Linked DNA regions of Homo sapiens: region 1 is linked to region 2. A link is an interaction called in ENCODE POLR2A ChIA-PET data of the cell type or tissue named here. Cell type or tissue: GM12878. All regions are shown on one strand. Links, peaks and the distances in the headings refer to the core of each region. The heading gives the core; the rest is flanking DNA. Region 1 overlaps GNG7 (G protein subunit gamma 7). Region 2 overlaps GNG7 (G protein subunit gamma 7).

The links. ChIA-PET counts read pairs that join two places held together with the same protein. Peaks named below come from ENCODE experiments on the same cell type or tissue, not always from the same donor. Only the 100,000 strongest peaks of a DNase experiment are listed, where the experiment ranks them.
Region 1: POLR2A ChIA-PET joins it to region 2 with 10 read pairs; 22 of 35 experiments call an interaction of 5 or more read pairs at or near these places.

The regions. Positions count from the first base shown.
Region 1 is chr19:2,592,783-2,607,538 of GRCh38, forward strand. All of the region lies in intron 2 of GNG7 (G protein subunit gamma 7), which reads right to left. It also overlaps the pseudogene RN7SL121P. Among named protein-coding and RNA genes, the nearest start is that of MIR7850, 31 kb to the right of the region's middle. RefSeq lists enhancers at 1-176, 10,509-11,275, 14,535-14,756. In GM12878, for the core only: no CTCF peak of the experiment used is centred there; a DNase peak (open chromatin) is centred at 6,309; H3K4me3 peaks cover 1,259 bases; H3K27ac peaks cover 1,789 bases.
Region 2 is chr19:2,537,375-2,552,130 of GRCh38, forward strand. The region is part of intron 3 of GNG7 (G protein subunit gamma 7); the gene reads right to left. It also overlaps the pseudogene ELOCP28. Among named protein-coding and RNA genes, the nearest start is that of GADD45B, 69 kb to the left of the region's middle. RefSeq lists enhancers at 6,655-7,474, 7,475-8,293, 7,689-7,738, 7,819-7,868, 8,402-8,541 and 5 more and a silencer at 6,839-6,928. In GM12878, for the core only: no CTCF peak of the experiment used is centred there; a DNase peak (open chromatin) is centred at 7,722; H3K4me3 peaks cover 495 bases; H3K27ac peaks cover 842 bases.

The DNA.
Region 1 (14,756 bases), core at 5,246-7,745, 54 kb after region 2:
GGGAGGGAGGGAAGAGAGAAAGAAAGAAAGAAAGAGAGAGAGAGAGAGGGAGGGAGGGAGAGAGGGAGAGAGGCAGGGGAGAGGAGAAGGAAAAAAAGAAAGAAGAAAACGAAGGAAGGAAGGAAAGAAGGAAGGAAGGAGAGGGAGGGAAGGAAGGAAGGAAGGACGGAAGAAAGAAAGAAAGGGAGGGAGGGAGAGAGGGACGGAGGGAGGGGAAAGGAGAAGGGAAAAAAAGAAAGAAGAAAAGGAAGGAAGGAAAGAAGGAAGGAAGGAAGGAGAGGGAGGGAGGAAAAAAAAAGAAAAGAAAATGCATACTCTTTCTAACCAACAGCTGAGGTCACAAAAAAGTAAGAAAATCCAGCACAGACTAAAAACTTCAAAGAGGACAGGGCACCGGGTGGTGAGAAGTGGCCTGTGGCCACCCAGATTGAGGGGAGAGGCTTCTGGTCTTGGTCACCAACGGCCTGATGTTGTTCTTAATCTCTGCCTCTCTTAAAAATGTATAGTGGAAAATTCCTTTTTTAAAAAAAAAACTTGGAATGTTTGTCTTTATTTTGTGCTTTATATTTTCAAAGTGAAAAGAAATAGTATTGAGTCAATTTTTGTTTTTTAAAATATTCGTTCTATATATTTACAAGCCTTCAAGCTGCTCTAAAGATTTCAAAAGTATTAAGAGTAGGACTGGGCGTGGTGGCTCACACCTGTAATCCCAGCACTTTGGGAGGCTGAGGTAGGTGGATCACCTGAGGTCAGAAGTTCGAGACCAGCCCGGGCAACAAGGCGAAACCTCGTCTCTACTAAAAATACAAAAATTAGCCGGGCATGGGGGCGGCTGCCTGTAGTCCCAGCTACTAGGGGTGCTGAGGCAGGAGAATCGCTTGAACCTGGGACACGGAGCTTGCAGTGAGCCGAGATTGTGCCACTGCACTCCTGCCTGGGCAACAGAGTGAGACTCCATCTAAAAAAAAAAAAAAATTGCAAATACTTTTCCCGGGGTAGCACTTTTTTTTTTTTTTTAAACAATCCTTGGAGTTCTGTGGTCCATGCCATTTCCTTCTGTTTCAATGTTATATATGTTTTGATTACTATTGTGATGTTTTAAGTTTTCTGAAGCAAGCTGAGAGGCAGGCCGAAATATTTGATGCCAAAAAAAAAAAAAAACTTTCTTACCTCATTCACCCCAAACCTTCTCAAATCTGGATTAAATACTATACTTTAAAACAAACATGAGGTGCTTCTGAAGGGGAGGAAAATTTATTTCTCTGCTTTTCTATTATACAAGTTGTTTACAGAAACTGCAAATCAAGGCCGGGCACAGTGGCTCACGCCTGTAATCCCAGCGCTTTGGGAGGCCAAGACGGGCGGATCACCTGAGCTCAGGAGTTCGAGACCAGCCTGGCCAACATGGAGAAACCCCATCTCTACTAAAAATACAAAACACTTAGCTGGGTGTGGTGGTGGGCACCTGTAGTCCCAGCTACTTGGGAGGCTGAGGCAGGAGAATCGCTTGAACCTGGGAGGTAGAGGTTGCAGTGAGCCGAGATATCACACCACTGCACTCCAGCCTAGGCGACAGAGTGAGACTCCCTCAAGAAAGAAAGAAAGAAGGAAAGAAAGAAGGAGGGAAGGAAGGAAGGAAGGAAGGAAGGAAGGAAGGAAGGAAGGAGGAAGAAAGAAACTGCAAATTTAAAAAATTACATATAGTGGAAAATTTCAAACACAGCCTGAAGCACGCAGGCCAGGACGAGGTCTCTCTGAGTGTCGTCACCTCCTGCAACGGGAATTAACATTCTGCCCTTCTTCTGTTCTCACTTCTCTCTCCAGCTTTGCACGGGTATTTCACACAAATTCAAGACATCATATGACTTTGCCTGTAGAACCTTCAGAATGTTCTCTAATCACTGAAGCTTTCTGATTTCCCAACACAGAACCACCCAATCAAATTAACACTGTCTTATTATCAACTTGCTCCATGATTATCAACAATAATTTCCTGTTACCAATAACCAGCCTGTGACCCATTGTCCATGATTATCTCAAAAATGTCTTTAATGGCCCGGCGTGGTGGCTCACGTCTGTAATCCCAGCCCTTTGGGAGGCTGAGGCGAGCTGATTGCTTCAGGACAGGAGTTTGAGACCAGCCTGGGCAACATACCAAGACCTCATCTCTACAAAAAATACAAAAAAATTAGCTGGGCATGGTGGCACGTACCTGTAGTCCCAGCTATTTGAAAGGATGAGGTGGGAGGATCGCTTGAGCCCAGGTGGTCAAGGTTGCAGTGAACCATGATGGCACCACTGCACTCCAGCCTGGGCAACAGAGCGAGACCCTGTCTCAAAAGAAATTAAATTTTTTTTTTTTTGAGACGGAGTCTCACTCTGTTGCCCAGGCTGGAGTGCAGTGGCGTGATCTTGGCTCACTGCAACCTCCACCTCCCGGGTTCAAGCGATTCTCCTGCCTCAGCCTCCCAAGTAGCTGGCATTACAGGCGCCCGCCACCACGTCCGGCTAATTTTTGTATTTTTAGTAGAGACGGGGTTTTGCCATGTTGGTCAGGCCGGTCTTGAACTCCTGACCTCAGTTGATTGATCCACACACCTCAGCCTCCCAAAGTGCTGGGATTATAGGTGTGAGCCACCATGCCCGGCTGAAAGGAAATTAAATTTAAGGGCCGAGTGCAGTGGCTCATGCCTGTAATCCCAGCACTTTGGGAGGCCGAGGCGGGTGGATTGCCTGAGCTCAGGAGTTTGAGACCAGCCTGGGCAACATAGCAAAACTCCGTCTCTAGTAAAAATACAAAAAATTAGCCGGGCGTGGTGGCGGGTGCCTGTAATCCCAGCTACTCGGGAGGCTGAGGCAGGAGAATGGCGTGAACCCGGGAGGCGGAGCTTGCAGCGAGCCAAGATCGCACCACTGCACTCCAGCCTGGGCAACAGAGTGAGACTCTGTCTCAAAAAAAAAAAAAAAGAAATTAAATTTAAAAAGGTAAAAAGCAGCTCAGGACCGCCAATGTACAATGCACTCCATATGGCTGTACGTATCTATGTGAGTGTGCATGTGTAGGAAAAGTCTAGGGAGTTTCAGTGGTTAGACGACAATGACCAGGACAACTGTGTGAGCAGCACCTGTGTGGCACTGAGTCATCTCAGGCTCTCCACTCGGCTCTGTCCATCAACGACCGAATCCAGCTCTCACGGCGACTCTACGCTGCATGCTTGTTACTCTACTACAGAGGAGGAAGCAACGCTTACGAAAACCAAGGACCAGAAGAACTCACAATCAAAACTAGTGGGCGGCCGGGCGCGGTGGCTCATATCTGTAATCTCAGCACTTTGAGAGGCCGAGGCGGGCGGATCACCTGAGGTCAGGAGTTTGGGACCAGCATGGCCAACATGGTGAAACCCCATCTCTACTGAAAATACAAAAATTAGCCGGGTGCGGTGGTGCATGCCTGTAATCCCAGCTACTTGGGAGGCTGAGACAGGAGAATCGCTTGAACCCAGGAGGTGGAGGTTGCAGTGAGCTGAGATCGTGCCTCTGCACTGCAGCCTGGGCGACAGAGTGAGAGTCGGTCCCTAAAATTAAAATAAAAAATAGTAGGCAGGCCCAGCGCGGGGCTCACACCTGCAATCCCAGCACTTTGAAAGGCTGAGGCAGGAAAATCACTTGAGCCCAGGAGTTTCAGACCAGCCTGGGTAACATAGTGAGACCCCGTCTCAATTAAAATTAAAAAAAAATTAAGCAGGTGTAGTGATATCCACCTGTGGTCCCAGCTACTCAGGAGGTTGAGGTGGGAGGATCGCTTGAGTCCAAGAGGTTGAGGCTGTAGTGAGCCATGATTATGCCACTGCACTCCAGCCTGGGTGACAAAGTGAGACCCTGTCCCCCCCCCAAAAAAAAAAGTGGGCAAATATCGACCCAGTTGTTCTCCTTTCACGTTCTGCACTGATGATCAGTTCCCATCCACCCCACACTGTTAACAGTGGTTAATTCTGGGGAGTGAGATTTGTGATGAAGATGTCTCCATTCTCACTCCTGCAGTACGAGACTTCTTTACAAATATATTCTCAACAGGGTGAACATCAATTCTTGGGGAGATGAAAACAAATTTTACTTTTTTTATGGATTAAGCCCAGAAAACAGAACATAAACAGATACACAGTCTATCTATGATATTGAAATTTCACAGGTATAGGCTGGGCTCGGTGGCTCACACCTGCAATCCCAGCACTTTTGGAGGCTGAGGTGGGAAGATCACTTGAGGCCAGGAGTTCAAGATCATCCTGGACAACATAGCAAGACCCAATCTCTAGAAAGAATAAAAATTTAAAAATTATCCAGGCATGGTGGTGTGCACCTGTTATCCCAGCTTTGGTGACTGAGGCGGGAGGATTGCTTGAGCCTGGGAGTTGGAAGCTGCTGCAGGGAGCTGAGATGGCGTTACTGCACTCCAGCTTGAGTGACAGAGAAAGAAGATCCTGTCTCTAAGATAAAAACAAACAAAAACTCCATTATATAATAATGCTACTTGGGGCCAGTCACAGTGGCTCACGCCTGTAATCCTAACACTGTGGGAGGCCGAGGCAGGCGGATCACCTAAGGTCAGGAGTTTGAGACCAGCCTGGCCAACATGGTGAAACCCCGTGTCTACTAAAAATACAAAAATTAGCTGGGCGTGGTGGCGGGCACCTGTAATCTTAGCTACTCAGGAGGCTGAGGCAGGAGAATCGCTTGAACCCAGGAGGTGGAGGTTGCAGTGAGCCGAGATCACGCCACTGCACTCCAGCCTGGGTGACAAGAGCAAAACTCCTTCTCAAAAATAATAATAATAAGGCCGAGTGTGGTGGCTCACACCTGTAATCCCAGCACTTTGGGAGGCCGAGGTGGGTGGATCACGAGGTCAGCAGATCGAGACCATCCTGGCTAACACGGTGAAACCCCGTCTCTACTAAAAATACAAAAAATTAGCCAGGCGTGGTGGCGGGCGCCTGTAGTGCCAGCTACTCGGGAGGCTGAGGCAGGAGAATGGCGTGAACCCAGGAGGCAGAGCTTGCAGTGAGCCGAGATTGCGCCACTGCACTCCAGCCTGGGCAACAGAGTGAGACTCTGTTTCAAAAAAAAAAAAAAAAAAGAAATTAAATTTAGAAAGGTAAAAAGCAGCTCAGGACTGCCAATGTACAATGCGCTCCATATTGCTGTACGTATCTATGTGAGTGTGCATGTGTAGGAAAAGTCTAGGGAGTTTCAGTGGTTAGACGACAATGACCAGGACAACTGTGTGAGCAGCACCTGTGTGGCACTGAGTCATCTCAGGCTCTCCACTCGGCTCTGTCCATCAACGACCGAATCCAGCTCTCACGGCGACTCTACGCTGCATGCTTGTTACTCTACTACAGAGGAGGAAGCAACGCTTACGAAAACCAAGGACCAAAAGAACTCACAATCAAAACTAGTGGGCGGCCGGGCGCGGTGGCTCATATCTGTTAATCCCAGCACTTTGGGAGGCCAAGGTGGGCGGATCACCTGAGGTCAGGAGTTCGAGACCAGCCTGGCCAACATGGTGAAACCACATCTCTACTGAAAATACAGAATTGGCCGGGCGTGGTGGCTCACGCCTGTACTCCCAGCACTTTGGGAGGCCGAGGCGGGCGGATCACGAGGTCAGGAGATCGAGACCATCCTGGCTAACACGGTGAAACCCCATCTCTACTAAAAATACAAAAAATTAGCTGGGTGTGGTGGCGGGCGCCTGTAGTCCCAGCTACTCGGGAGGCTGAGGCAGGAGAATGGTGTGAACCCAGGAGGCAGAGCTTGCAGTGAGCTGAGATCGCGCCACTGCACTCCAGCCTGAGCGACAGAGCGAGACTCCGTCTCAAAAAAAATGAAAAGTAATAAAATAATAATAATAATAATAATAATAATAATAATAATAATAATAATAATGCTACTTGGGCATCTTCCGTCAAAAGAATCAGACATCGGGTGCATTTAAATCTCTTGCCACCGTTATTCTTTCTAAGGAGCCACTAGGAAAAGGATGTCTCAAAAGAAGGTGATCACGGAAAAAGAAAGCTTATGAAACACTGACTTCTGTAATCACGTTTTCAGTTGAAAGAAATGGAAACTGATCTAACTTCCAGCTCACCTCAAGCTGGAAAGAAGTCTAGTTTCTAGAAGCATCTCCAAAATTGGAAAGTGAAGTTTCTAGCATACAGTTCCACCGAGGGCCCATGATGAAGAGGGGGAGAGGCGGGCACGAGGCGAAGCGGGTGCCCCGCGCTCGGCTGGAAAAAGCCAATGTCACCGGGCTGTGCTATTTGCTTGTGGGAGGGACGCCTGGGGTGGGGGCGTGCCGCTGGTTGCTCCGCCGCAGACACCACGTGGTGCTTTTTGAACTGATCAGAGCCCCAGCCTGCCTGCTTTGCTGTCCCGGGCTGACCTCCGAAAACACCGCACTTTCCCCTCGCTGACTTGGTAGATGTCTGTCTGTCTGCTTGAGTATCTCGAAGATCTGAGGTTTCCATTCCAGCAGAATAAATACTAGGAGGGCCCACCCCTTCCTCCTCCCAGCCGAGGCTGGATGAATCCAAATAAACCCAGCTGGTGGGGAAGAGCATTTCTAGGACTTCGGCGGGAGAAAGCACCGCCCACCCGGGTGGGTTTCCAGGAGGTGGAGGTGCGGACCTGGGAGGGGGGCCCTCGGGCAGCCCTGCCATGCAGCCGCGTCACTCCGCCTGCCTGATGTCACAGGAGCTGGGGGAGTTTGGGTATTTCATGAAGCTGTTGAGTTATTGTGGCTTTGGTTTGTGACACCGGCGTTCAGGCACGGCCTAAAGGCAACATCAAAGACGGTGCATGAAAACCGGGGGTTAGGCCGGGCGCGGTGGCTCACGCCTGTAATCCCAGCACTTTGGGAGACCGAGGCAGGCGGATCACCTGCGGTCAGGAGTTCGAGACCAGCCTGGGCAATACGGCGAAACCCCGTCTCTACTAAAAATACAAAAATTAGCCGGGGGTGGTGGTGCTGGCCTGTGATCCCAGCTACTCAGGAGGCTGAGGCAGGAGAATCGCTTGAGCCCTGGAGGTGGAGGTTGCAGAGAGCTGAGATGGCGCCACCGCACTCCAGCCTGGGCAACAGAGCAAGACTCCATCTCAAAAAAAAAAAAAAATTAGATTGTGGTAATGGTTACACAACTCTGGATATTCTAAAAACCACTGAATTGTACACTTTAAAAAGTGAATTCTATGGCATGTAAAAATCTCAATAAAGCTGTCATATAAAATAAATATATATAAATATGATGCCAAAATATATACATAAATATGGTAATAAAAAATTAAGGCCCTTAAACAGCTTGTGTTTATGTAGATTTTAGCTATACTCCTGTTACAAGTTAACATAATCCCATTAAATATTTTTTTAAACCATATATTTTATATTAGGAGGATGACACGTTTAAGTGAAAAGTAACTATTTTTCAAAAAAAAAAAACATTGAGGGGAAATAGTGGCATTGTTTTACATTTTTGCAAATTTCTTTCATGTCTGGCTTAATAGAAGACAGCTGGATTCTTGTATAAGCCTCTGAGTTCAATCCACTGTGATATCAAACGTCATGCAACCTCTGAAAACTCCACCATCTGTGTGGGAGAGACTGGGAGGAAGGAGACCCAGAGTATCTTGGCATTTTTTTTTTTTTTTTTTTGTGAGATGGAGTCTCGCTCTGTCACCCAGGCTGGAGTGCAGTGGCGCAATCTCAGCTCACTTCAACCTCCGCCTCCTGGGTTCAAGTGATTCTCCTGCCTCAGCCTCCCAAGTAGCTGGGATTACAGGCGCCACCACCACACCTGGCTAATTTTTTTTTTTAATTTTTAGTAGAGACAGGGTTTCACCATGTTGGCCAGGCTGGTCTCGAACTCCTGAGCTCAGGTGATCCACCCACCTTGACCTCTCAAAGCGCTGGGATTACAGGTGTGAGCCACAGTGCCTGGCTTCTATCTTAGCAGTTTTGACCTAGTGGTCCCCCACCAAAAGGGTCTCAGAGACCAACCCCTGGGTGTCCCTGGACCACACTTTGAGAACTCCAATACACAGGTATTCTCTCTACTTCACAGAAGAGAAAATGCGATCCAAGATGGTAATAAACCTGCTCAAGTCCTCAAAGCTGAAAAGTACGGCTGAAGGAGAATAAAAAAGAGAAACATAAAGCAGTTGTGGTGGTGTGTGCCTGTGCTCCCAGCTACTTGGGAGGCTGAAGTGGTAGGATCGCTTGAGCCCGGGAGTTTGAGGCTGCAGTGAGCTAGGATCACGCCACTACACTCCAGCCTGGGTGACAAGGAGAGACCTCCCCCCCGCCACCATCTCCAAAAACAAATTATTACTTATGTAAAAAATAGAACTAAGGAAGGTTTGCTTGACTCCAAAGCTGTGTTCTTTGCATCCATTCTAGTTCCATCCAGATGGCCCGGGGTACAGCTGGGATGCCTGTTGTCCCTAAAAACCATGGGGCACAAGTAGGTAAACCCTAGAGTAGGTAACTCCTCAATTCAGCTCAACCACTATCTGACCAGCCTCCAGTTACCAGGCAGTGTGTTTCCCCAGCCATGTGGACTCAGTCCTGCCACGGCGCGGCTCGTGCCTATTGCAGATACATGTACATGCTTGCAATATACGTGTCTGTCTCCCCTGCTCTACAATGAGCTCCCCAGGAACAAGGACTGGGCAATTTTTTTTGGCTTCCTGTCTCCACTGTTTGGCAGCAGGAAAAGAGAGGTGCCTGAAGAAAGGGTAACAGAGCAATGCAATCCCCCGATGTCAGATTTTTATTGAGGAAAAGAAAGGCAGTGAAGGCCGGGCATGGTGGCTCACGTCTGTAATCCCAAGCACGTTGGGAGGCCGGGGCAGGAGGATCCCTTGAGCCCAGGAGTTCGAGACCAGCCTGAGCAACATGGCGAGACCCTGTCTTTATAAAAAAATTAGCCGGGCATGGTGGTGTGAGCCTGTAGTCCCAGCTACTAGGGAGGTTGAAGCGGGAGGCTCACTTAAGGAGGCTGAGGTTGCAGTGAGTTATGATTTCATCACTGCACTTCAGCCTGGGCCACAGAGTAAGACCCTGTCTCAGAAAGAAGAAAAGAGAAGACAGGGGAGGGGAGGGGAGGAGAGGAGAGGGGAGGAGAGCAGTGGAATCCCAGATGATCCTTCCAGAATCTGCAAGCAGCACTGTGGAGGCACCCTGGGGAAGAAAGTCTGCTAGGATCTGGAGAAGCACTAGAAGCCGGGCACAGTGGCTCACGCCTGTAATCCCAGCACTCTGGGAGGCCGAGATGGGCAGGTCACCTGAGGTCAGGAGTTCGAGACCAGCCTGGCCAACATGGTGAAACCCCGTCTCTACTAAAAATGCAAAAATTAGCCGGGCGTGGTGGTGCACGCCTGTAATCTCAGCTACTTGGGAGGCTGAGACAGGAGGATTGCTTGAACCCGGGAGGCAGAGGTTGCAGTGAGCTGAGATCGCGCCACTGCACTCCAGCCTGGGCGACAGAGCGAGACTCCGTCTCAAAACAACAACAGAAAAAGCAGCACTGAGGACTGGGCTGCGGGCTGCGTCCTCTGCAGGCCCTGGCTCCCCTGTACCCACCCCCTCCTGCACGCTTTTAAGCAGATCCAGCACTCCCTTCAGGGCGCTGGGGAGGAGCTGCCAGCAGACAGGAATGCGCTGTGCAGAAGCAGCAGGTTCTGCCAGCTCCTCCCGAGCCTGCAGGGAAATGCAGGCAGATCTGTGGCCTCGCACAGGCGGACAGACGGGCAGCAGGGATCTCCAACCGGGCCCCGGAGCACGAACCACTACGCAATCGTCACAGCATGTGCTACCTTCCGTGGTGTTCTGGGAATCTAAATCAATCCCATACGCTGGACAGCAAGCCAGAAACGGAAGCCAATCTCGGGCTGGGCAGAGGGCCACCCGGCCCTCCCCTCACCACCACCCCTCCCTTTTCCTTCAATCAGAATTGCCTTTTATAGGCAGGTTGATAGTTCACAGCTGGAAGGGGGCTCACTGCGGCTCTGCAAGGAAAGATGCGCTACCCACCCTTTTCTCTCTTTCTCTTTCTTTTTCTCTTTTTCTTTCTTTCTTTCTTTCTTTCTTTTTGTTTCTTCCTTTCTTCCTTTCTTTCTTTTCTTTCTCTTTCTTTCTTTCTCTCTCTCTTTCCTTCCTTCCTTTCTTTTCTTTCTCCCTTTCCTTTCCCCTTCCTTCCTTCCCTTTCTTTCTTTCTTTTTCTCTTTTCTGTTCTGTTCTGTTCTTTTTTTTGATGGAGTTTCGCTCTTGTTGCCCAGGCTGGAGCACAATAGCACAGTCTTGCCTCACTGAAACCTCCGCCTCCCGGGTTCAAGCGATCCTCCTGCCTCAGCCTCCCGAGTAGCTGGGATTACAGGTGCGCACCACCATGCCTGGCTAATTTTTGTATTTTTAGTAGAGACGGGGTTTCACCGTGTTAGCCAGGGTGATCTCGATCTCCTGACCTCGTGATCCACCCGCCTCGGCCTCCCAAAGTGCTAGGATTACAGGCGTGAGCCGCCGTGCCCGGCCTAAAGCTGTGTTCTTTCTGTTCCACAGGCTGCAGAGAGGGAGCTGATGCCAGAATGAGGGGGAACCCCCGGAGCTTCTCGCATCGGGTGGGACCGGCATCCGGTGAGACCGCGGTGGCTCTCTGGGGCTGAAAATTCCAAGCAGAGTAGCCCGAGGAATCCAGCCATCCCCGAGGGTTCAGAAATGCAAATCAGGGCTGTGTATTCACAGCCTGGACTGGAGATCGACCAAAAACTATGCAGGGCTCACCCTTGCGGGGCGGCGGCTAAATTTAGGAAACCAACCATCTGGAGAATGCAGGCATCAGAAGCCCCTGCAGCTAGGAGGATCATTTCAGTTCATTTTTATTCACTGTTCATAGATCTCCCAGTTTTTCCTAGCGTGTTCAAGCTGGAAAGGATTTCAGAGATTGTGTCACCTAGATTTATTTTACAGAAGGAGGAACTAAGCGTTTAAGGGAGAAGTGCCTGTTCTTTTATTATTATTATTATTATTTTATTTTTTGAGACAGAGTCTCGCTCTGTCACCCAGGCTGGAGTGCAGTGGTGCAATCTCGGCTCACTGCAAGCTCTGCCTCCTGGGTTCACGCCATTCTCCTGCCTCAGCCTCCTGAGTAGCTGGGACTACAGGCGCCCGCCACCACGCCCCGCTAATTTTTTGTATTTTTAGTAGAGACGGGGTTTCACTGTGTTAGCCAGGATGGTATCGATCTCTTGACCTCGTGATCCACCCGCCTCGGCCCCCCAAAGTGCTAGGATTACAGGCGTGAGCCACCGTGCCGGGTCTCGAGAAGTGCCTGTTTTAACACACTGAAAAGTGGTCTTAGCCAGGTGCAGCATAATATGCCCGTCTCCCAGCACTTTGGGAGGCCGAGGCAGGAGGATCGCTTGAGGCCAGGAGTTTGAGACCAGCCTGGGCAACATAGCAAGACCCCATCACTACAAAAAATAAAAATAAATTAGCCGGATGTGGTGGCGTGTGCTTGTGGTCCCAGCTACTCTGGAGGCTGAAGCAGGAGGATGGCTTGAACCAGGAAGTCGAGGCTGCAGTGAGCTAGGACTGCGCCACTGCACTCCAGCCTGGGCAACGGAGCAAGACCCTGCTTCAAAAAAAAAAAAAAATGAATGAAAGGAAGGAAGGAAGGAAGCGAGGGAGGGAGGGAGGGAGGGAGCGAGGGAGGGAAGGAAGGAAGGAAGCGAGGGACAGAGGGAGGAAAAAGAGAAAGTTTTCTGCCCTAGACACTCCAGCCTGGGCAACGGAGCAAGACCCTCCTTCAAAAAAAAAAAAAAAAAGAATGAATGGAAGGAAGGAAGGAAGGGAGGGAGTGGGGAGGGAGGGAGGGAAAAGAGAAAGTTTTCTGCCCTATTATGTGATTTTCACACCACCCCAAGTTCAAGAACAAAGTGTGGTTTGTTTGAATGCTTTTCCCAGACAGAGATGCAGGGCAGTGGCGAGAAGGAAACAATCCAGTGGCGGCTTCCCCTCTCTTAGAAGTATTAGGCCCAAGAAACCACCTGAAATCCTGGGATGAACTAGATTCTGTCGTTGGAGTCCAAGTCCTTTTGGCTGTCAGTATGAGTGGCTTGAAGCCGCTATAACAAGTCACACGGATCTGGTGGCTTAAAACAATGGAAATGGATTCTCTATGGCTCTGGAGGTCAGAAATCTAGATGTGGGCAAGGCCGTGCTCCCTCTGGAGGCTCCAGGGGAGGATCCTTCCTGCCTCCTCCAGCTTCTGGGGCCTCCAGGCATCCTCTGGCTTGAGCCCACATGGCTCCAGTCTCTGCCTCCATCTCCCCATGCCTTTCCTCATGTGTCAAATCTCACTGTTGTTTTTTTTGTTTGTTTTTTGAGACAAGGTCTCTCTCTGTTGCCCAGGTTGGAGTGCACCAGACACCATCTCGGCTCACTGCAACCTCCGCCTCCTGGGTTCAAGTGATTCTCCTGCCTCAGCCTCCTGAGTAGCTGGGACTACAGGCACCTGCCACCATGCCCAGCTAATTTTTGTATTATTAGTAGAGACGGGGTTTCACCATGTTGGCCAAACAGGTCTCAAACTTGTGGCCTCAAGTGATCCTCCTGCCTCAGCCTCCCAAAGTGCTGGGATTACAGGTGTGAGCCACCACACCTGGCCAAATCTCACTTTTTTTTTTTTTTTTTTTTTTTTGAGGCAGAGTCTTGCTTTGTTGCCCAGGCTGGAGTGCAGTGGCTTGATCTTGGCTTACTGCAACCTCTGCCTCCTCAGCTGAAGTGATTCTCCTGCCTCAGCCTCCCGAGTAGCTGGGATTACAGGCATGCGCCACCACACCCAGCTAATTTTTGTATTTTTAGTAGAGACGGGGTTTCACCATGTTGGCCAGCATGGTCTCGATCTCCTGACCTCGTGATCTGCCCGCCTTGGCCTCCCAAAGTGCTGGGATGACAGGTGTGAGCCACCGCAGCCTGCCAAAATCTCACTCTTATAAGGACATTTGTAATTGTTTAGGGTCCACCTGGAGAACCCAGGATAATCTGCCGTCTGAAGATCCTTCATGTGATCACTTCTGCGACCTCTTTGTCCTATAAGGGAAAATTCACAGGTTCCAGACATTTAGGAGCCAATATCTTTGGGGGCATTACTCACACGACATACAAAGTCTCTTTTCAGGGCAAACATAGATGCTCACAGGAAATGCCTCCATGCCCCGCAGTCGGGCAAGCTTCCAAGCAAGCAAGCCGCTTTTAAGAGTCAGGAAGAGGCTGGGTGGCTCACGCCCGTAATCCCAGCACTGTGGGAGGCCGAGGTGGGTGGATTGCTTGAGCCCAGGAGTTTGAGACCAGCCTGGGCAACATAGTGAGATCCCATCTCTACAAAAAATACAAAAATTAGCTGGGCGTGGTGGTGTGCACCTGTAGTCCTTGGGGGGCTGAGGTGGGAGGATCACTTGAGCCCAGGAGTTGGAGGCTACAGTGAGCCGAGATTGCACCACTGCACTCCAACCTGCGTGACAAAGTTAGACTCTGTTTCTGGCCAGGTGCAGTGGCTCATGCCTGTAATCCCAGCACTTTGGGAAACTGAGGTGGGCAGATCACCTGAGGTCAGGAGTTCGAGACCAGCCTGACCAACATGGAGAAACCCCATCTCTACTAAAAATACAAAAATTAGCTGGGTGTGGTGGTGCACGCCTGTAATCCCAGCTATTCAGGAGGCTGAGGCAGCAGAATCGCTTGAACCCGGGAGGTGGAGGTTGCGGTGAGCCAAGATTGTGCCACTGCACTCCAGCCTGGGCAACAAGAGTGAAACTCTGTCTCAAAAAAAAATAATTAATTAATTAATTAATTAATTAATTTAAAAAAAAAGTTAGACCCTGTCTCAAAAATAAAAAGTCAGGATGAGAGAAGGCAGCCAAGGCAAGGAAGACCAATAACATGCTCGGATGGTGCAGTCTCTTTGGAACATTCCAAAACTAAACTGAGAAGGTTCCCATTCTCGGTGATGACAAGTTTCTGGAACTAGATAGATAGTGCTGGTGTTTGCACGCAGTGTTCATGGAAATAATGCCATGGAGTTGCAAACTTTTGAACAGTAAACAAGGGCCGGGCACCGTGGCTCATGCCTGTAATCCCAGCACCTCAGGAGGCCGAGGCGGGGGGATCATTTGAGCCCAGGATTTTGAGACCAGCCTGGGCAACACAGCGAGACCCTGTCTCCACGAAAAATTTAAAAATTAGCTGGGCATGGTGGTGTGTGTCTGTAGTCCCAGCTACTCAAGAGGCTGAGGTGGGAGGATCACTTGAGCCCAGGAGGTTGAGGCTGCAGTGAGCTGTGATCGCACCACTGCACTCCAGCCTGGGCGACAGAGCAAGACCCTGTGTCAAAAAAAAAAAAGAAGGCCAGGTGTGGTGGCTCACACCTGTAATCCCAGCACTTTGGGAGGTCGAGGCAGGCAGATCATCTGAGGTCGGGAGTTCAAGACCAGCCTGGCCAACATGGAGAAACCCTAACATTTTTAGTTTCTACTAAAAATTCAAAAAATTAGCCGAGCATGATGGCAGGCGCCTGTTATCCCAGCTACTTGGGAGGCTGAGGCAGGAGAATTGCTTGAACCTGGGAGGCAGAGGTTGCAGTGAGCCGAGATCGCACCATTGCACTCCAGCCTGGGCGACAAGAGTGAAACTCCATCTCAAAAAGAAA
Region 2 (14,756 bases), core at 6,695-9,194:
AGCTGGGACTACAGGTGCATGCCACTAGGCCTGGCTAGTTTTTTATTTTTTGTAGAGATGAAGTCTCTACAGCTATGTTGCCCAGGCTGGTCTCAAGCGATCCTCCTGCCTCAGCCTCCCAAATCACTGGGGCTGCAAGCGTGAGCCATGGCACCTGGCTATAATAAAATAAATCTGATATAGAATATAGAATAGGGTCATAATATATAAATGTAATCAACATATAATACACTGAGCATGCTCAAAGTGTACGGTTCTGATGGGACAGGAAGCTGGAGGCGGGAAACTGGCCCTGGAGTGGGGGTTGTGGTGAAGCTGGAGGCGGGAAACTGGCCCTGGAGTGGGGGTTGTGGTGTTAGGCTGGGACCCGGTTACAGTGACTGCAGGGCTGACAAGAAATTATGAAAGGTCTTGAGGGAAGCGACACAGAATTTCAAAAGAACATAATGAATGCACTTTGGGAGGCCGAGGCAGGCAGATCACTTGCGGTCAGGAGTTCCAGACCAGCCTGGCCAACACGGTGAAACCCCATCTCTACCAAAAAATACAAACATCAGCCGGATGTGGTGGTGCATGCCTGTAGTCCCAGCTACTCAGGAGGCTGAGGTGGGAGAATTGCTTGAACCTGGAAGGCGGAGGCTGTAGTGAGCTATGATTGCGCCACTGCCCTCCAGCCTGGACAACAGAGCAAGACTCTCTCTCAAACAAAACAAAACAAAACAAAACAAAACAACAATGAATGGAGAGGAGAAAAGCTGCAGTGGCTACGGAGGCCCTGATGCCATGGATGGTAAACTGGTATCTTCTGACGATGATGACTTTATTGTAAAAAGAGAACATACACGAGCATCAGGAATAAGGAAAGCCGTGCTGAGTGGCCCAGGTCAGTCTGCTGAGAATGAAACCGACCAGGTCAATTTTAGAGAGATCCCTCCACGATGCTATCCAAAGCATGCGTCAGGCCATCAGCAGTGGTGGTGACTCATGCCTGTGATCCTACCACTTTGGGAGGCCAAGGCTGGAGGATCATTTGAGGCCAGGAGTTTGAGACCAGCCTGGGCAACATAGTGAGACCCCCGTCTCTGCAAAAAAAAAAAAAAAAAAAAATTAGCCTGGCATGGTGGTGCACACCTGTAGTTCCAGCTACCCGGGAGGCTGAGGCAGGAAGACTGCTTGAGCCCAGGAGTTGGAAGCTGAAGTGAGCTATGATTGCACCGCTGCACTCCAGCCTGGGCAACAGAGCAAGACCCTGTCTTTAAAAAAACACAATAGAAAGGCATGCATATATTTTACTTACAAGGTTCACTACTCTAACAGCTCCACTGAGATTCCTGAATTCCTCACTGCATTGGAAGTGCTGATGGCTTCAGACTTCCTAGATATATATATTTTTCTTTTTTTTCTTTTTTTTTGAGACGGAGTCTCACTCTGTCTCCCAGGCTGGAGTGCAGTGGCGCAATCTCAGCTCACTGCAAACTCTGCGTCCTGGGTTCAAGCCATTCTCCTGCCTCAACCTCCCGAGTAGCTGGGATTACAGGCGCCCGCCACCATGCCCGGCTAATTTTTTTTTGTATTTTTAGTAGAGACAGGGTTTCACCGTGTTAGCCAGGATGGTCTCGATCTCCTGACCTCATGATCTGCCCACCTCGGCCTCCCAAAGTGCTGGGATTACAGGCGTGAGCCACGGCACCCAGCCCTAGATTGTTAAATAAATTATAATAAACTGTTAACTAATTTAGGTATTTAATACTTGTAGTTTAGTTAGTAATTTTTCATATATTGCATGTTCCTGTAAACAAATGAACTATAAACTGCGTTGCAAAGCAGATTATCTTCTGTTTTTTCCTTGCATAGTAATCAGAATTGAAATTTGTTTGTGACGACAATAAATTAAGGATATTTTCACAAACTGAGAAATAAACATATATACCAACTTTTTTTTTTTTTTTGGATGGTGTTTCCCTCTTGTCACCCAGGCTGGAGTACAAAGGCGTGATCTCGGCTCACTGCAACCTTTGCTTCCTGATTCAAGCGATTCTCCTGCCTCAGCCTCCCGAGCAGCTGGGATTACAGGTGTCCGCCACCACGCCTGGCTAATTTTTGTATTTTTAGTAGAGACGGGGTTTCACCATGTTGGCCAGGCTGGTCTCGAACTCCTGAACTCAGGTGATCTGCCCGCCTCGGCCTCCCAAAGCGCTGGGATTACAGGCGGGAGACACTGCGCCCGGCCATAAGCTCAATTTTAGACACATACGATATCCAATGGGGGATGGACACACACCTGACACGGTCCCAGTGGAGCCCTGAATGGACCTCTGTGCTGGAGGCTGGGTGTCGTCCCTCCCCCAGCTGCCCTGTCTCATTGGCCAAAGGGTTTAGGGAGAACAACCTAGAGGCCTTGCTCATCCAGTGGCCTAAAGTTCTGCATTCTAAATACACACCATCGCAGGAACTCACACCTCTCCTTTCTCCTTCCTGCCTCCCTCCCTTCTTCTTTCTCTCTCCCTCTCCTTCCTTCCTTCCTCCTTCCCTCCCTCCCTCTTTCTCTTTCTTTCTTCTCTCTCCCTCTCCTTCCTGCCTTCCTTCCTTCCTCCCTCCCTCCTTCTCTCTCTCTTTCCTTCCTTTTTTCTTTCTTCTTTCTTTCTCTTTCTCTCTGGCTCTCCCTCCCTCCCTCCCTCCCTTCCTTCCCTCCTCCCTCCCTCTCTCTCTCTCTCTGTTTCTTTCTCAATTTCTTTCTTTTCTTTTCTCCTTCCTTCCTTCCGTCTCTCTCTCTCTTTCTTTCTTTTTCTTCTCTGAGAAGGGGTCTTACTCTGTTGCCCAGGCTAGAGTACAGTAGTGTGATCCCACCTCACTGAAAACTTGAACTCCTGGGCCTAAGCCGTTCTCCTGCCCCAGCCTCCCAAGTAGCTGGGACCACAGGCACACACCACCATGCCCCCCTAATTTTTTAATTTTTTGTAGAGATGGGGGTCTCACTATGTTGTCCAGGCTGGTTTTGATCTCCTGGCCTCCGGTGATCCTCCTGCCTCAGCCTCCCAAAGTGCTGGGATTACAGACGGAGCCTCCACACTCGGCCTGTGCTCTAAGACTGATTCTTGCCGGGACCCTTAGCCCGACGGCGTGCCCAGCCTGTGCAGAGGGTGGGTGCGTGGGCCCCTGCTCGGGGGTGGGTGGGCTGAATCCAGGTGTCCTGGGCTGTAAAGCCAAGAAGCAGACAGCAGGCCTGGGGTGGTTGGAGATTTTGCGGGGACCCTGGGGGCGCTGAGGCTGGAGCATCCCGAGAAGTCCAAACCTGCCTGGCCTGTCTCTGCCGAGCAGACAGCGAGGCCCGCCGGGCAGCGGGACAGACTGGCTTCCCTCCTCCCGGGGAGACCTGCCGGAGCAAACCCAGCTCCTTTTTTAGGTCTGTGATGCCACGGCCACTCTTGGAGGTGTTTTCCAGCTGCACAGGAAGCCGTGACAGCGAGACCCAGAGAGGCTGGCGGTGGCTCTGAATTCCAAGCATAGTTCTCATAGTTGGGAAAGTGCCACTCCCGGCTCGATAAACCGACCAGGAGCCGCCGCCGCCAGGGCCATCTTCTCACCAGCAGGGAGAGAGCATGCAGCCGGTGGAGGCTTCTGAGAGCTGGCCGGGGCGGCCTGCGTAAAAGGACAGGAATGTCAAGAATGCACCCGGCCTGGCAGAGACAGGGACTTTACCGAGCGGCTCCTGGGCCTGGCGGCCAGAGAGGCGAGGGAGCGGGAGCTACCGAGGGTTCCTCCATCGGCAGGGAAGGTCCTGAGTCCCCCAGACCCTGTTAAAAGAGGCTGATCAGGTTGGGTGCGGTGGCTCGTGCCTGTAATCCCAGCACTTTGGGAGGCTGAGTCAGGAGAATTGCTTGAGGCCAGGAGTTCAAAGCCAGCCTGGGGCAACACAGTGAGACCCTGTCTCTAAAATAAAAAAATAAAAATAAATGTTCTTGGGGAAGCGAAGCCGAATTTCAGGAGAACATAATGAGGGTGCAGTGAGCTGGGATGGCACCACTGCACTCCAGCCTGGGCAATACAGCGAGACCCTGCCTCTAAGTAAAAAAATCAAGGCCGGGGGCAGTGGCTCACGCCTGTAATCCCAGCAGGTTGGGAGGCCGAGGTGGGTGGATCACGAGGTCAGGAGTTCGAGACCAGCCTGGCCAAGATGGTGAAACCCCGTCTCTACTAAAAATACAAAAAACAAAAAAATTAGCCTGGCATGGTGGTGGGCACCTGTAATCCCAGCTACTCAGGAGGCTGAGGCAGGAGAATCGCTTGAACCTGGGAGGCGGAGGTTGCAGTGAGCCGAGATCACGCCACTGCACTCTAGCCTGGGCGACACAGCAAGACTCCATCAAAAAAAAAAAAAAAAATTAAAAGGTAAGCTGGGTGTGGTCGCACAAGCCTGTAGTCTCAGCTACTCCGGGAGGCTGAGGCGGGAGGATGGCTTGAGGCCAGGAGTTTGAGGTTGCAGTGAGCTAGGGTTTCACCATTGCACTCCAGACTGGGGGACAAAGTGAGACTCTGTCTCAAGAAAATAAAAATAAAATAAGAAAGGCTGATCAGGGCCGAGGGCTGAGATGGGAAGAAATGGTGCTTCTGTACCCAGTGCTGCTGGGCCTCCTGTCTGGGGCTGGCTGCAGGGCGGCCCTTCCAAAGAGCTCCCTGTGGCAGGTGCACAGTCGGGCCTTGGCTAGGCTCATGGGAGGCAGCGCTGTGTGTTCTTTTTTTTTTTTTTTTTTTTTTTTTGAGATGGAGTCTTGCTCTGTCACCCAGGCTGGAGTGCAATGGCGTGATCTCGGCTCACCGCAACCTCCGCCTCCCAGGTTCAAGTGATTCTCCTGCCTCAGCCTCCCGAGTAACTGCGATTACAGGCGCTCACAACCACATCCAGCTAACTTTTGTATTTTTTAGTCGAGACGGGGTTTCACCATGTTGCCCAGGCTGGTCTTGAACTCCTGGCCTCAAGCAATCCACCCACCGCGGCCTCCCAAAGTGCTGGGATTACAGGTGCGAGTCACCGCGCCTGGCCTGGGGTGGGTTTTTTCATTTGTGCACTGAATGTTTATTACTGACAGCCAGCAAGGAAAGGGGGACTGCGCCCTACGACTGCAAGGAAGTGAATTCAGGAAGAACCTGAATGAGCTGGGGACGACAACTGGAAGCTTCGCGTCAGACAGCAGGCGGCTCACGTTTCAGTTTCAGCCTGGGAGACCCTGGGCAGAGGACGTCATTGCACCATGACCTCCAGAACTGTAAGCTCAGGCAGGCGTGTTGCTCTAAGCCACCACATATGCAGTAGTTTCTTATGCAGTGTAAGGAGCTGATACGCAAGGCCAGGATGGGACTGGTTGGGGTCTCCAGGCTGGAGGGCCCCCCGGTGAGCAGGCATGGGGTCCCACAGCCCAGGACAGCTTCAGCTCTTATTTGCCATCTGCTGCTGCTAGGTGTTAGACGCTGGACTGAGCATGCTGCACACATCATCTCTGCTGTTTTCCTTTTTTTTTTTTTTTTTTGGTGGTTTTTGTTTTGTTTTGTTTTGTTTTTGAGGCAGAGTCTCGCTCTGTCACCCAGGCTGGAGTGCAATGACGCCATCTCGGCTCCCTGCAACCTCCGCCTCCCAGGTTCAAGTGATTCTCCTGCCTCAGTCTCCCGAGTAGCTGGGATTACAGGCATCCACCACCACACCAGGCTTATTTTTTATTTTTATTTTTTTGTAGAGACAGGGTTTCACCATGTTGGCCAGGCTGGTCTCAAACTCCTGATCTCAAGTGATCCACCTGCCTTGGCCTCCCAAAGTCCTGGGATTCCATGTATGAGACGCCGTGCCTGGCCTCCTTTTTTTTTTTTTTTTTGACACAGGGTCTTGCTCTGTCACCCAGGCTGGAGTGCAGTGGTGCAATCACAGCTCACTGCAGCCTTGACCTCCTGGCCTCCAGAGATCCTCCCACCTCAGCCTTCTGAGTAGCTGGGACTACAGGTGTGCACCACCATGCCCGGCTAATTTTTAATATTTTTTCTTTTAGAGCTGGGGCCTCACCGTATTGCTCAGGCCAGTCTCAAACTCCTGGGCTCAAGCAATCCCTCTGCTTCGGCCTCCCAAAGTGCTAGGATCCCGGGCATGAACCCCCGCTCCCGGCCTGCAATTTTTCTTTTCACAGCCCTGAGATGAGGGTGCAGCATTAAAACCCGTGCAGAGGGTGGCTGCTTCTCCATGAGCCGAGCAAACCGTCCTCCCATGGCTGCTTCCTGTAAACCGGCTCCTAAGGCCAGCGGGCGTTTGCTCTCCTGACGGCACAGGAAGTCAGGCTCAGCGAATTCCAGCTCAGAGCGGGCTCTGGCGGCTTCCAGGCAGCTCCACAATGAGGCGGCTGCGCTTTTCCAGTCTGCTCATCAAAGCAGAGCCAGCCTTGTGTGGCGCGGCGTGCCGGGGTGAGTCAGCCCCGGGGGAAGGTGGCCTTGAAGGCGGGAGGGGCGGCCGGCCTGCAGCAGCAACGTGAGAACAGAAGCAACCTTCATCTGGCTCTAAAACTTCCAGAACCAGTAGCTTTATAGCTCGCAGAGCTCCTGGACTCTTTCCTCCTGGGGGTCTGGCAATCCCCCACCTCTCACCCCTCCAAACCTCTGCCTGCCTCGAAAAAGGAAAGAAAAATAAACCCCAAGCAACAAAACCAGCAACCAGATTTGGCAGGAGGGGAGACAATGCTTGGAGTGGAAACGTCAGCCCTTCCCCGTGGAGGGATGACTGCTTCTGAGAACACAGTGTTCAGAGACAAGAGAGACAGGGTGTTATGTTTAGAGAGGAAAAGATCCAAACCCAAACAAAATGGAACAGTAGTTTGGGAGAGAAGAGAAGGCTCCGAGGCACTGTGAGGAACAAGTCGCCTTCGTACAGTGGCTGGGGCAGCTGGGTTTGCAGAGAGCTGTGTCCCTGGGCACCTGCGTCAATGTGCACATCTGCACGCCTGCTGTGGGCACGAGGGCCTCAGCCATGAGCACCCCCGGGAGCCATGAGGACCTCAGTGCATCTCACAGAAGCCCCTGAGGACAGTGTGCAGTGGCGCGATCTCGGCTCACTGCAACCTCCGCCTCCCGGGTTCAGGAGATTCTCCTGCCTCAGCCTCCTGAGTAGCTGGGGTTATAGGCGCCCCCCACCCCCACCACGCCCAGCTAATTTTTGCATTTTTAGTAGAGATGGGGTTTCACCATGTTGGCCAGGTTGGTCTCAAACTCCTGACCTCAGGTGATCTGCCCACCTTGGCCTCTCAAAGTGCTGGGATTTTAGGCATGAGCCACCGTGCTGGGCCAACAGTGGCTCTTAATTGGGGGGGTGGGTGATTCAGCCCCGCCAGGAAACCCTGGGCGATGCCTGAGACATCTGTGGTTGTCGGGGTTGGGGGAGCTCCTGGCATGGAGTGGGTGGAGGCCAGGGGCGCTGCTCAGCAACCGTAAGTGCCCAGCACAGCCTCACCCCAGAGAAGGATCTTACCCCACTGTCCACAGTGCTGAGGGAGAAGACCCTGAGTTAATTATTTGGGGAAAATGGGGTTCAATCCCTACCCACACTAGAATAAGCTCCCAACGGGATGGATGGTGTGAACCAGGGGGACCCCCAACTCCTGGGATTCACCTCCTCTCTCCCTCCCAGCTCGGTGTGGATTTCATTGTGTGCAGCCTCCTGGGACCTCAGCACAGCAGAGGATCATGGGACGCAGAGTCTCTTGGGGGTCCGTGGAATCCCCTATCCCTGGGGGTTTCACCTAGAGGTAATTCCGTCCCCCAGGGGACCCTGGGCGCTGTCTGGCGACATCTGTGGTTGTCGTAACTGGGGGGTGCTCCTGGCATGGAGTGGGTGGAGGCCAGGGATACTGCTCAGCACCCTGCAGTGCCCAGGACAGGCCCACCTCAGAGAACAATCTGGCCGCCATGTCTACAGTGCCTAGGGGACCCTGGTTTAGACTCTGCAGAAAGGTGCACACATAGGCCGGGCACGGTGGCTTATGCCTGTATTTCCAGCACTTTGGGAGACCGAGGCGGGCGGATCACTTGACGTCAGGGGTTCGAGACCAGCCTGGTCAACATAGTGAAACCCCATCTCTACTAAAAAAAAAATCAAAATTAGCTGGGCATGGTAGCGCATGCCTGTAATCCCAGCTACTCAGGAGGCTGAGGCAGGAGAATTGCCTGAACCTGGGAGGCAGAGGTTGCAGTGAGCCAAGATTGCGCCACTATACTCCAGCCTAAGCAACAAGAGCGAAACTGTCTTAAAAAAAAAAAAAAAAAAAAAAGGCCAGGTGCAGTGGCTCATGCCTGTAATACCAGCACTTTGGGAGGCTGAGGTGGGTGGATCACCTGAGATCAGGAGTTTGAGACCAGCCTGGCCAACACGGTGAAACCCCCTCTCTACTAAAAATACAAAAAAATTAGCCGTGAGTGGTGGTGGGCACCTGTAATGCCACTACTCAGGAGTCTGAGGCAGGAGAATTGCTTGAACCCGGGAGGTAAAGGTTGCGGTGAGCCAAAATCGCGCCACTGCACTCCAGCCTGGGCAACGGAGCGAGACTCTGCCTCAAAAACAAAACAAAACAAAACAAAACAAACAAACGAAAAAGAAAGGTGCACACAGCTTCCAGAGCGGACACAGGGCATCAGGGTGAGAAGGCACAGGGCAACGATCAGGCGTTGATGTGTCCCCTGGCAGCTGGGATGCAGGCCCCCCACGGCCTGCCATGTTCTCACCAGGACGCCAAAGAGGGGACCCACGCAGAGCCCGGGGAGCCCGACTGAAATGGAAACTTCAATACAAGAGACAGGTCTGAGACTGGCCACACCTGCTGCCCGCTCCACAGAACCCCAGGGCCCCCTCAGCAACCAGGGTCTGCATGCAGAGACCCTGCACCCAGCGTGGGCACCCACCCTGCACCTGCAGCCTCTCCAGGGCCAGGTCGCCCAGCAGGGCCTGGGAGGGCGGCTGTGTGTGGGGCCTTCCGTGCCAGCTCTGACCGTTGGTGGCTCTGTGACCTCAAGGCAGGGCCGTGGGGCCCAGGGCTGCGGGCGGGAGGGCCTCTGCCACATGGAAGGGAGGGCCGCACTGGCTGGAAAATAGTGCCTTGTGACTGTCCCTGTCAGTGTGGGCCCTTTGCTCTCAGGCTAAATCGGTCCCCGGGGCAGCTATATTTAGAAGGGGCTAAAGAGAGGGAATGAATGAGGTGCCCACGAGAAAGTGAAAAATAGACCAGCGGGGCAGGTCCCGCCGCTGCCTTCAGCCGGAGCTTGGAGCCTAAGAATGAGCCGGCTTGTTCAGACAAAGAGGCCGCGACGACAGAGGGTGACGCGCCGCCAGTGTGGGTTTGGTCGCCGCGGTGACGGGAGCAGGAGAAAAGAAAAGCTGCTCTCTGTCCACCCGGCGGTGGGGTCGGCGGGGGCGGGGGATGACCACGGTCATGTGAGAGTTTGCAAGCCCGGGAACCGGGGCCGGGCCAGGACACTGAACCCCGTGGCTCCTGTCACTCCAGTTCTGGGCTTCCCGGCTGAGGAAATGCTGTCACCCTGGCCCCGGGCCAGGGCAAGGGGCAGCGCCGGCCTCGTGACGGTGGTGCTCGGGAGCTGAAGGGCAGGAGGGTTAGGAAGAGAACAGAGGGCAGTACCGGGCCTTCCCACCTCAGCACAGGTGGGTCTTTCTCCACGCATGCCCCCCCCCCAGAAAACTCCTACACATCCTGCAAAGCCCCACCGATGTCATCCCCTCTGAGAAGCCCCTGATTGCAACCATCTATGCACAGCCAGGCTGCACTAAAACCCCTTCTCCGCACACTGGCAGCTCCCTGGACGTTCGTTGTGTCCTGTGACATTGTGGCTGCTGCACACGACCCATGTTTCTCATCTCACAGCTCTGGGCTCAGAGTCCAACATGGGCCTCACTGGTTTAAAATCAAGGCACAGGCAGGGCTGGTCCCTCCTGGAGGCTCCAGGGGAGAATCTCTTTCCCGCCTTTCGCCTAGAGGTGCCCGTATCCCTCGGCTCGGGACCCTTCCTCCCCCTTCACAGACACAGCACAGCCTCTTCAGTCTCTCTCTGACTCTCACCCTCCTGCCTCCTCTCGTGAGGATCCTGTGAGGTCACTGCGCCCCCCCACCCCGGATCATCCACGGTGGTGCTCTCATGACTCAGGTGGTCCTTCACTCAATCCCACCTGCAGAGTCCCTTTTTCCATGTGTGGTGACACAGCCACAGCTCCCAGGGATTAGGACATGGATGTCTTTGAGGCCTTTGTTCTGCCAACCCCAGCACATCCCAGACACTGGGTACCAAAGATGCCACTTGGATGGAAGGGGCTGGAGGCCATGGTGCAGGGAGTTCACAAAGGGTGTTACTTCCTGGAACCCACTCTGTTCCCAGGGCCGATCTCCTTCCCAGGACAGAGGCTCCCAGGCCCAGGCAGCCCTCGGATGTGAAGTGCCTGCCCCACCTCCATCCATAGCAGGTGCTGCTGCTGTGCATGGGCACACGTGGCCTGGTAGGCCCACCCCTCTGGGCTCTGCAGCAGGGGCCGGCCCGTCCGGGCACACACATGGCCAAGGATGGACCTCGAGCCTGGGGTTCTCTGCTGTGGCCCGTGGGCTCCAGGTCACATCATCAGAATGGCTAGAGGTCACCAGTATCATGTGTGACATCTCCAGGGCCACCCCACTCCAGCCCTGGTGTTGTTAGAAAGTCCCGGAAAACTACAGGCCCAGGGAGCTTCTCCCTGAGGGCTAGGGATCATTACGGATGTTTTCATGTTAACAATGGAAAACAAAAATCAAAAAACAAAAACCAGGTATGGTGGCTCACGCCTGTAATCCCAGCACTTTGGGAGGCCGAGGAGGGCGGATTGCCTGAGCTCAGGAGTTCGAGACCAGCCTGGGCAACGTGGTGAAACCTGGTCTCTACTAAAATACAAAAGAAATTTGCTGGGTGTGGTGGCGGGCGCCTGTAATCCCAGCTACTCGGGAGGCTAAGGCAGGAGAATGCCGTGAACTCGGGAGGCGGAGGTTGCAGTGGGTTGAGATCGCGCCATTGCACTCCAGCCCGGGCGACAGAGCGAGGCTCTGTCTGGAAAAAAAAAAAAAAAAAAAAAACCTAGCCAGGCCCAGTGGCTCACACCTGTAATCCCAGCACTTTGGGTGGCTGAGGTGTGTGGCTCACTTGAGGTCAGGAGTTCGATACCAGCCTGGCCAACGTGGTGAAACCCCATCTCTACTAAAAATACAAAAATTAGCCGGGCCTGGTGGCGCTCGTCTGAAATTCCAGCTACTCGGGAGGCTGAGGCAGAAGAATCGCTTGAACCCACGTGGCGGAGGTCGCAGTGAGCCAAGATCGTGCCACTACACTCCAGCCTGGGTGCAGAGCGAGACTCTGTCTCAAAAAACAAAACACAACAAAACAAACAAACAAACAGCGACAACCCCCTCTCAAGAATAATCTGACCCTAATGTCAGAGATGCTGATACCCAGAGACCCTGGTCGAAGGGATGTTCCAGCCAGGAGCGGCTTTCTCGTGAACTGTGCATGTTGTTTGCATCCCGACAGGTTCAAGTGACAAAGCTGGGCAGGCTGAGGCCACCAAAGGGTTTCCTGGGTCCCTGTTCCTGCCACACACCTTGAATCCTCAATGCCAAGGCAACTGCAAACCCGAGGGACCCCAGGGGGGACACTAGGTCTGGACATGAAGGTTTGGCAGCAAACTGTCAGGACCCCCGGAGAGAACCCTGACTCCTGTGCCAACCCAACTGTGTCTGGCTCAACGCTCGACGCTCAAACACAGCAAACGGCAAGAAGGCAAGTCCAGGATATACGTTTTGGCAAAAATGGCAGCCGTGGGGGTGGAGGTGGAGGAGGACATGCACGGAGGGCTTAAACAGGGCTGTGTTTTTTTTTTTTTCTTTTAGATGGAGTCTCACTCTGTCACCCAGGTTGGAGTGCAGTGGCGGATCTCGGCTCACTGCAAACTCCACCCCCTGGGTTCAAGCAATTCTCTGCCTCAGCCTCCTGAGTAGCTGAGATTACAGGCGCCCGCCACCGCACCCGGCTAATTTTTGTATTTTTAGTAGAGACGGGGTTTCACTATCTTGGCCAGGCTGGTCTTGAACTCCTGACCTTGTGATCCACGTGTCTCGGCCTCCCAAAGTGCTGGGATGACAGACGTGAGCCACCGCACTGGCCGGGGCTGTGTTTTCATCTGGAGGTTTGCACGGGGCCGGGGCATTGTAAGGCTAAGCATGGGAATTTCAGTCTCTCCCCCAGAACCTTCTGGAGAGACACCACTGCAGCTACCACCGCTGCAGCTACCAGGCACCAGCTGACCAGGAGGGAGGAAACACAAGGCTGCTGTGTCTGGGGTCAGCCAGCAGGCCGGGGGTGAGGGCGGGGGTGACAGGGGAGCCAGCACACTTGTTGTGCACAAAGTTCCTTGTGACAGTGAGTTCGTCTTGGCCTCTGTCCCAAGATGAGGTTTTGATGACACGCATGGAATTTCTAACAATGAAATGGAGTGTGTGGTTTTGCTCACGCTTACATCCCCTTTTCTTGTCTATCCAAATTCCATTACGCCTTTTCTTGCTAATGCAGAAACACGGCCAAATCCTGGGCTGCCCCAGGAAGTGCCGAGGCCTCTTTCCGCTCTCAGTGGAAAAGGGAAATGTGGCTGCCTTGGGTCTGGGGTGCCCTGATTCTCAGAATCCCTGTGGGATGGGGAAAGAGTGTTTGGGTTGAGACTGGCTCACAGGAAGTGGGTAGAATGCAGCAGAAGGAGCGGCTGGGAGGCACTCTCTCATCCAGCCCCCGTGGCGACCCTCCTTGCTGGCTTATTTTGAGACGGAGTCTTGCTCTGTCGCCGAGGCTGGAGTGCAGTGGCGCAATCTCGGCTCACTGCAACCTCCGCCTCCCGGGTTCAAGCGATTCTCCTGCCTCAGCCTCCTGAGTAGCTGGTAGCTGGGATTACAGGCATCCAACACCAAGCCCGGCTAATTTTTTTATTTTTTGGTAGAGTCGCGGTTTCACCATGTTGTTCAGGCTGGCCTTGAACTCCTGACCTCAAGTGATCTCCGCCCACCTCAGCCTCCCAAAGTGCTGCGATTACAGGCAGGAGCCACCGCTCCCGGCCACCTCTGCTCACCTCCTCACCAAGCCCCAGCTTCTGTGACTGTCCCCCAGGGAGAGTGACCATGGCCCTGCTGGGCTCTGAGGGGCTTGTGCAGATGAGCAGGTGGCCTACACAGCCTGAGGGACCACCAGCTGCTCTGTGGCAAGTCTCGTGACTCCAATCCCGCTCTGCCTCTGGCCAGCCCCCGGGCCTTGCCACATCTTTTGGTTGCCGAGCCTCAGTTTCCCCACCTATAAAATGGGGACAATGAGCCCTGCTCCCCAGGGATCCTAGGAGAACTAAAGGAATTGGAGCAGTGGACCTGGCCTGCAGGGGGCACGGGAGAGGTATCTGCTGAGTCGCTGAGTAGGGGGAGCTGAGGATCAGGGAGGCGTCAGTGGTGGGGATGGCCCGGCTGCTGGGAACAGGGCCAGGGGACTTAGCCAGGGCCCGACGAGAGCTGCCTGATGTCATTGCTGGAGCCTCTTGTCATCCCTCCCAGCAGATGCTGCAGCATAGGGACCTAATCCCCACGGCACGTGGCCACATGGCTGGCAGCTTGAGCTTGCGGCCTGGAGACACCTGAGCCTTGCCCAGGCAGCTCCGTGCCACCTGCCGTCCAGCCACGCTGCCATCAGCCAGCACTTGTGTGTCCCAGAGGACGGGGCTCAGGGCAGGCTCCAGGGACCTCACCCTGGCCGTTTGACCTCCAGCAAAGGAGGTCTGGTCTCCCGGTCAGAAAACAGGAGAGAGGGCAGGGACTTCTCCATGGAGAATATATTCATGGAGAAGGACGTAAAAGGATCCAGACCAGACACCACGGGCACATGCGACCCCTCGGCCATCGGCCAGGTTTTAAATCATCACTGTCTTCGTCGTCATCCTGAGTGTCATTTGTGTGGGGGCCGGGACTAGGGTGAGGCCATGCGGCACTCACCTTGGGGGCAAAATCTAGGGAACGCCAAAAAGCCCTGCCGTGCTGGTAAATTATATTTTCATACAATCTTTTATTATTTATATAAAAATATATTTATATGTATTTATTAATATATATTTATCTATTATCTATAATATATAAATATGCATTTATAAATATATAAACAAATATATATTTATAAATATATAAAAACACATATACATATTTATAAATAAAATATATATTTAAAAAATATATATATATACACACACATATTTTGAGACAGAGTCTCGCTCTGGCCCCCAGGCTGGAGTGCAACGGCACGATCTCAGCTCACTGCAACCTCTGCCTCCCGGGCTCAAGTGAGTTTTCTGCCTCAGCCTCCCAAGTAGCTGGGATTACAGGCATGCGTCACCACGCCCGGCTAATTTTTTTTATTTTCAGTAGAGATGGGGTTTTGCCATGTTGGCCAGTCTGGTCTCGAGCTTCTGACCTCAGGCGATCCACCCACCTTGACCTCCCAAAGTGCTGGGATTACAGGCGTGAGCCACGGCGCCTGACTGCTTGTGTGTTCACAGCTGCCCCCCAACGCTTGCATTCCCGCCTGAGCTCCGCCTCCTGTCCCATCAGCAGTGGCATCAGATTCTCATAGAAGCGTGAACCCAATTGTGAACTGTGCATGTAAGGGATCTTGGTTGCACGCTCCTT